2 separate regions of the Homo sapiens genome follow, and region 1 is linked to region 2. A link is a loop called in an ENCODE intact Hi-C map of the cell type or tissue named here. Cell type or tissue: endothelial cell of umbilical vein. All regions are shown on one strand. Links, peaks and the distances in the headings refer to the core of each region. The heading gives the core; the rest is flanking DNA. Region 1 has its middle 25 kb from the start of LINC02601. Region 2 has its middle 140 kb from the start of MED14OS.

What was found. Hi-C counts contacts between places; a loop is a spot of excess contacts. Peaks named below come from ENCODE experiments on the same cell type or tissue, not always from the same donor. Only the 100,000 strongest peaks of a DNase experiment are listed, where the experiment ranks them.
Region 1: a loop joins it to region 2, with 35 times the contacts of the local background. A loop is called at or near these places in 8 of 110 quality-filtered maps.

What each region holds. Positions count from the first base shown.
Region 1 is chrX:41,249,593-41,252,506 of GRCh38, reverse strand. No RefSeq gene overlaps it. Among named protein-coding and RNA genes, the nearest start is that of LINC02601, 25 kb to the left of the region's middle. In endothelial cell of umbilical vein, for the core only: no CTCF peak of the experiment used is centred there; a DNase peak (open chromatin) is centred at 1,436; H3K27ac peaks cover 872 bases.
Region 2 is chrX:40,873,653-40,876,566 of GRCh38, reverse strand. No RefSeq gene overlaps it. Among named protein-coding and RNA genes, the nearest start is that of MED14OS, 140 kb to the right of the region's middle. In endothelial cell of umbilical vein, for the core only: no CTCF peak of the experiment used is centred there; no DNase peak of the experiment used is centred there.

The DNA.
Region 1 (2,914 bases), core at 190-2,689, 380 kb before region 2:
CAGCCTGGGCAACAGAGCGAGACTCCATCTCAAAAAACAAACAAACAAACAAACAAAAACATTTATTGAGGCTGGGCTCAGTGGCTCATGCATGTAATCCCAGCACTTTAGGAGGCTGAGGCAGGAGGATAGCTTGAAGCCAGGAATTCAAGACCAGCCTGGGCAACATAGAGAGAACCTATCTCTACCAAAAAATAAAAAATAAATTTTTTTTAAATTAAAAATTTATTGTGTAGAGTGTAGGACGCTTGCCAGAGACTGGGAAAGGTAGTGGGAGTGGGTGCGGATTGTTAATGGGTACAAAAAAATAGAATAGCATCTAGTATTTACAGAATAAATAAGATCTAGTATTTGATAGCACAACAGGGTGACTATAGTCAATAATAATTTAATTGTACACACTTATGATCCCAGCACTTTGGGAAGCCAAGGCAGGCGAATCAGATTGCTTGAGCTCAGGAGATTGAGACCAGCCTGGGCAACATGGTAAAACCCTGTCTCTACAAAAAATACAAAAAAATTTAGCAGGGCATAGTGGCGCACATCTGTAATCCCAGCTACTCGGGAGGCTGAGATGGGAGGATTGCTTGAGGCCCAGGGGCAGAGGTTGCAATGAACTGAGATTGCACTACCACTGCACTCCAGCCTGGGTGACAGAACGAGATCCTGTCTCAAAAAAAAAATTTTTTTTTAATTTATTGTGGTAAAATACATATATAATTAACCATGTTCACCATTAAAAGTTTTTTCTTTCTTTCTTTCTTTTTTTTGAGATGGAGTCTTGCTCTGTTGCCCAGGCTGGAGTGAAGTGGTGCCATCTCGGCTCACTACAACCTCTGCCTCCCGGGCTCTAGTGATTCTCCTGCCTCAGCCTCCTGAGTAACTGGGACTACAGGCACACGCCACCACACTCGGCTAAGTTTTTGTATTTTTAGTAGAGATGGGGTTTCGCCATGTTGGCCAAGCTGGTCTCGAACTCCTGACCTCAAGCAATCCACCCACCTCGGCCTCGGAAAGTGCTGGGATTACAGGTGTGAGCCAGCTCACCGGCCAAAAGTTTTTTTTATTGTGGTAAAATATACATACCATAAAATTTACCATTGTAACCATTTTAAGGTGTGCAATTTGTAGCATTTAGTGCATTCATAATCTTGTGCAACTATCATCACTATCTAGTTCCAGAACATTTTCCTTTCTCCAAAAAAAAAGAAACCCCTGCCCATTAGCAGTCACTTCCCCTTCTCCCCTCTCTCAGCCCCTGGCAGCCACTAATCTGCTTTCCATCTCTATGGATTTGCCTATTCTGGATGTTTTATATCAATAGAATCGTGCGACCATGGCCTCCTGTATCTGGCTTCTTTCACTCAGCCTGTTTTCAAAGTTCATCCATGTTGCAGCACGCGTCAGCGCTTCCTTCCTTTTCATTGCTGAGTCATATTCCATTGTATGGATAGGCCCCATTCTGTTTACCCGTTCATCTGTTCATGGATGCCTGGGCTGTTTCCACCTGTTGGCAACTGTGAAGGACGCACGCGCGCCTTTGCAGCTGTGTCTGGCCCTCATCTGCAGGCCCCTCTGGGTCTAGCACCCTCTGCCAGCTGGGCTGTGAGCAGTTGTTCTGGGCCTGCATACCTTCCCTCACCCTTTTACTCCCTTGTGAGTCTGGGCACATGGACCTTTTTCTGGTCCAAGAGAGATGGTCCACGTGCCTGCACCAGAAAAGGGTCCACATGCCCGGACTCACCAGGTGTTGCCTCAAATCAAGGGTCCACTTGGAGTTATTTTGTTGCCTCTCAGGGGCCAGGCCCTTTAAAACTTGGATGCTAGAAGCAGCCCCTTTTCCTCTACTTTCTGCTAATACATCCCCAAGGCAAAGAACAAGACTGGCCTGGCTGCCGCCATGATGAGAGGATGGACAAGGCAAAGACAGTAGGAAATGCTGGGCAGTGGAAGGGCGTGGGGAAGCAAATGTGATCCTGCATATTTTCTTTTTTTTTTTTCTTTTGAGACAGAGTTTTACTCTGTCTCCCAGGCTGAAGTACAGTGGCGCAATCTTGGCTCACTGCAACCTCCACCTCCCGGGTTCAAGCGATTCTCCTGCTTCAGCCTCCCGAGTAGCTGGGATTACAAGCGGCCACCACCATGCCCGGCTAATTTTTGTATTTTTAGTAGAGACAGGATTTCACCATGTTGGCCAGGCTGGTCTCGAACTCCTGACCTCAAGTGATCCACCTGCCTCGGCCTCCCAAAGTGCTGGGATTATAGGCCTGAGCCACCACGCCCGGCCAATTTTGCATATTTTCATCCTCACTTACTCTCTTGCCATGACAATTGAGTGGAGGGTGGGACAGTGTGGGACATGGAGGCCACGGCCCAGGACAGTGGGTAGGGGAGATGATGAGGGGCCACCTTTCCTCCCAGCACGGCCAGTCTACCCAGGCCAGGGCAGGAAGCAAGAGGAGGGGAGACCATGTGAGGGCAGGGGAGTGTCTGTGGAGGCCCTGCCTGGACAAGCAGACCAAGGAGGTCCTTCTTTGCCAAGAGAGATGGGCAAATTGTGATGGCCAGTTCTGGAAAAGGCAGTCCCTGGGCCCTGAGGAGAAGAGAATCTCTCCCCAAATCCACATGCAGGGAATGAACCCTCCCTGGGCACTCAGATCAGTGAACAGCTTGTATCAGTGTAAGGTACATGAGTTGGTATATTTACTCCTTGGATTTTAATGGCCAGGGATTCTTTGACTTGTCAAGTCCTTTAGCTACAGAAAATAAACACATGTCTGTCCTCTCTGCTCCACCCTGTCGTTTGCTGACCCTACGTTTGCTGTGTCAGTGAACACTAGGGGCCCCATTCCAGCTTGCCTCATTTGGAATCCAACATTTACTGAGATGCCATAGATGAGCTGCTCTCAGATAT
Region 2 (2,914 bases), core at 104-2,603:
CTAAGACCTCCTTTGTCTCTTCCTACAGTAGAACCCTGTGTTCTCTCTCCTCTATTGGTAGGTTTAATTACATCATCTAATAAATGAGCATTAATAGTGTAAAAAGGAACAATATAGTACAAAAATGTTTGCTATTTTGGTTACGCAAAACGTTTGCTTCTGGCTGTAAACAGAATACTTCTCTAAAATTGGCTTAACAATCATGGCATTTAGTAACTTATATATGTCTAGATGTAGGTGATACCAGAGTTGCCTAATTCAGTGGTACATTATCAAGGACTTACGTGATATTTCTCTTACTGTTTCCCTATCTTCAGTATGGTGGGTTTTGTGCTTCATGATCACAAGATGGCTTCAGTAGCTCCAGGCGTCACATTCTCACAAAATAGCATTGAGAGGGGGAGCAAAAAAGGGAGGAATGTTTCCAGTCTTGTGTCCCTTTCTAAGAGTGAGCAAAACTTTCCCAAGATTCCCCCATCAGATTCATTAACCAAGTTTAGATCACATGCCCATGCTTAAACTGATCAAAGACTAGAGGAATGAAATCACCCTAAGTGTCTGGGAATTGGGTGTTGGGGGAGTACCTTCCCTGAGCACATGGCCAGGTGTTTCTGCAAGGTGAAATGATTTGGGGAGGTAACCAATAGTGTCTGCTAGACTTCATCATTTTGAACTACTGAAAATACACACACAAAAACGTGCTGGAAACACTTAAAAAGAGGTAAAGGTAGGGAGAATCCCTCGGCATGACCAGTTTTCCTGATTCTTTCATAGAATAATTTCCAACTTTTGACATGGAAAGCCCTACCCGTGGTTTTAAGTTCTTTCAATTTACCTTCCTCCCTTATTTCTAGACAGCTGGCTACTAGATACTAGAACCTGGACTCTAGCCTAGTCTTGCAGCTGAGGTTAAATTGTTCTTTCCAAATACTAAACAGACTAAACAGTCTGTGTAGTGGAGGAATAAACTGCCTTGACTTGATAAAGGTCCATGTTTCACTCTGTCCAATGTGCCACCATGATCCTTATCAGCTACTCAGAACCCTCCACCCTTCACTTGGCTTACTGTCCTTCCCCACCTACTCTTCCTTAGACTTCCTTAGGCTTTGTTCAAAGGGAGAAGAAAACCAATATCCTTTTAAAGCCTTATGCTTTAAAAGGCATTTCACATGGCTATTGGATGTCATGTTCACAAGAACCATAAGAAGTAGATGTTATCATCTAAGGTCCAGAGAGGTGAAATAACCTAACTCCAAATCATGCACTTGATAGGTAGTAGATTTGCCATTCAAACCCATTCTGGTATCTTCCAAAGCTCACATCCCAGAACAGCAAGCAGAAGTTTCCCAGGCTCTTCTTTCTCTGCCTTGGTACATCTCCACCTTGGCCTACCCTTGGTGGAGGTGGGGGAGGGGGAGAATAAATCTGGAGTCACAAGCCCTGGCTTGGGCTATCCCTGTCTTCATGTAGTGCCTGTGTAAGCTCAGGCAGGGCAGGTCACCTCTCCTTTACCAGTCTTAATGTTCTCACTTGTAACACGAGAGTAACACCTACCTTGTAGGGTTGCTGTGAATATTAAGGCAATAGATCTGCATTCTCTTTTATAAAGGCCAAGCACTACATGAATGTGACAAGCCATTATTATGGATAGATTTCTTATTTACCTACGTAATAAGATATGAAAATGGACCTTCCCAATGCTGTTTTGCACCAATACAAGAGACATCCAAAAGGAGTGTGCTCAGATCTACAGAGGCTGACTTTACAAAAGGTATGCTCTAAGACTCTCAAATGCCCTCAACAATTTTGACTACAAAGGCATCAAGAGAGGGTAGAAGTAAGAAGGATTTGTGAAGAAGGTTCTTTAGATAAGGCTACTGCCATGCTGTGGGCATCCCTCTCCGACCCCTGAGGTGATGGGGAGCCCCCTTTTAACCTTAAGTCCGTGAAATGGTACTTTAAAGGGACCCTTGAAGAGGTAACTGTGTGTTCTCTGTGGTTGGGGAGCTAGGATCAGAGCCTGAATTAAGACAGCCTGTGATAGCGGGCTGCACCTCTGCATGTGGGAGCCATGGGGGAAAAAGAGGCTGGACGCTAGGCATGGCAGCTTACACCTGTAATCCCAGAACTTTGGGAGACTGAGATGGGAGGATTGTTTGAGACCAGCCTGGGCAACATAGTGAGATCCTATCTCTACAAAAGTAAAAAAAATCGGCTGAGCGCAGTGGTTCACGCCTGTAATCCCAGAACTTTGGGAGGCCGAGGCGGGTGGATCACGAGGTCAGGAGTTTGAGACCGGCCTGGCCAACATAGTGAAACCCCATCTCTACTAAAAATACAAAAATTAGCCGGGCATGGTGGCAGGCACCTGTAATCCCAGCTACTTGGGAGGCTGAGGCAGGAGAATCGCTTGAACCTGGGAGGCGGAGGTTTTGGTGAGCCGAGATTGCACCACTACATACCAGCCTGGGCAAGAGCGAGACTCTGCCTCAAAAAAAAAAAAAAAAGTAAAAAAAAATTAGCTGGGCATGGTGGTACACGCCTGTGGTCCCAGCTACTTGGGAGACTGATGTGGGAGGATTGCTTGAGCCCAGGAGGTGGAGGCTGCAGTGAGATGAGATTGCACCATTGCACCCCAGCCTGGGTGACAGAGTGAGACCCACTCTTGAAAAAAAAAAGAAAAAAAGGTTGGAGTCTTCTTTTGTTAATCTTTTTGGAAATATAAGATACATATTAAAATGTGCACAAACAACAGGTTTATAGCTTGATGAATTTTCACAAACTGAATATCCCAACAAAACCAGAAGATTAATTACTAGCATCCCATAAGGTCTCTGTACCCCGCTTTCAGTCACTACTACCCCCAAGGGTAACTACTATCCTGACCTCTAATAGCACAGATTATTTTTGCCTC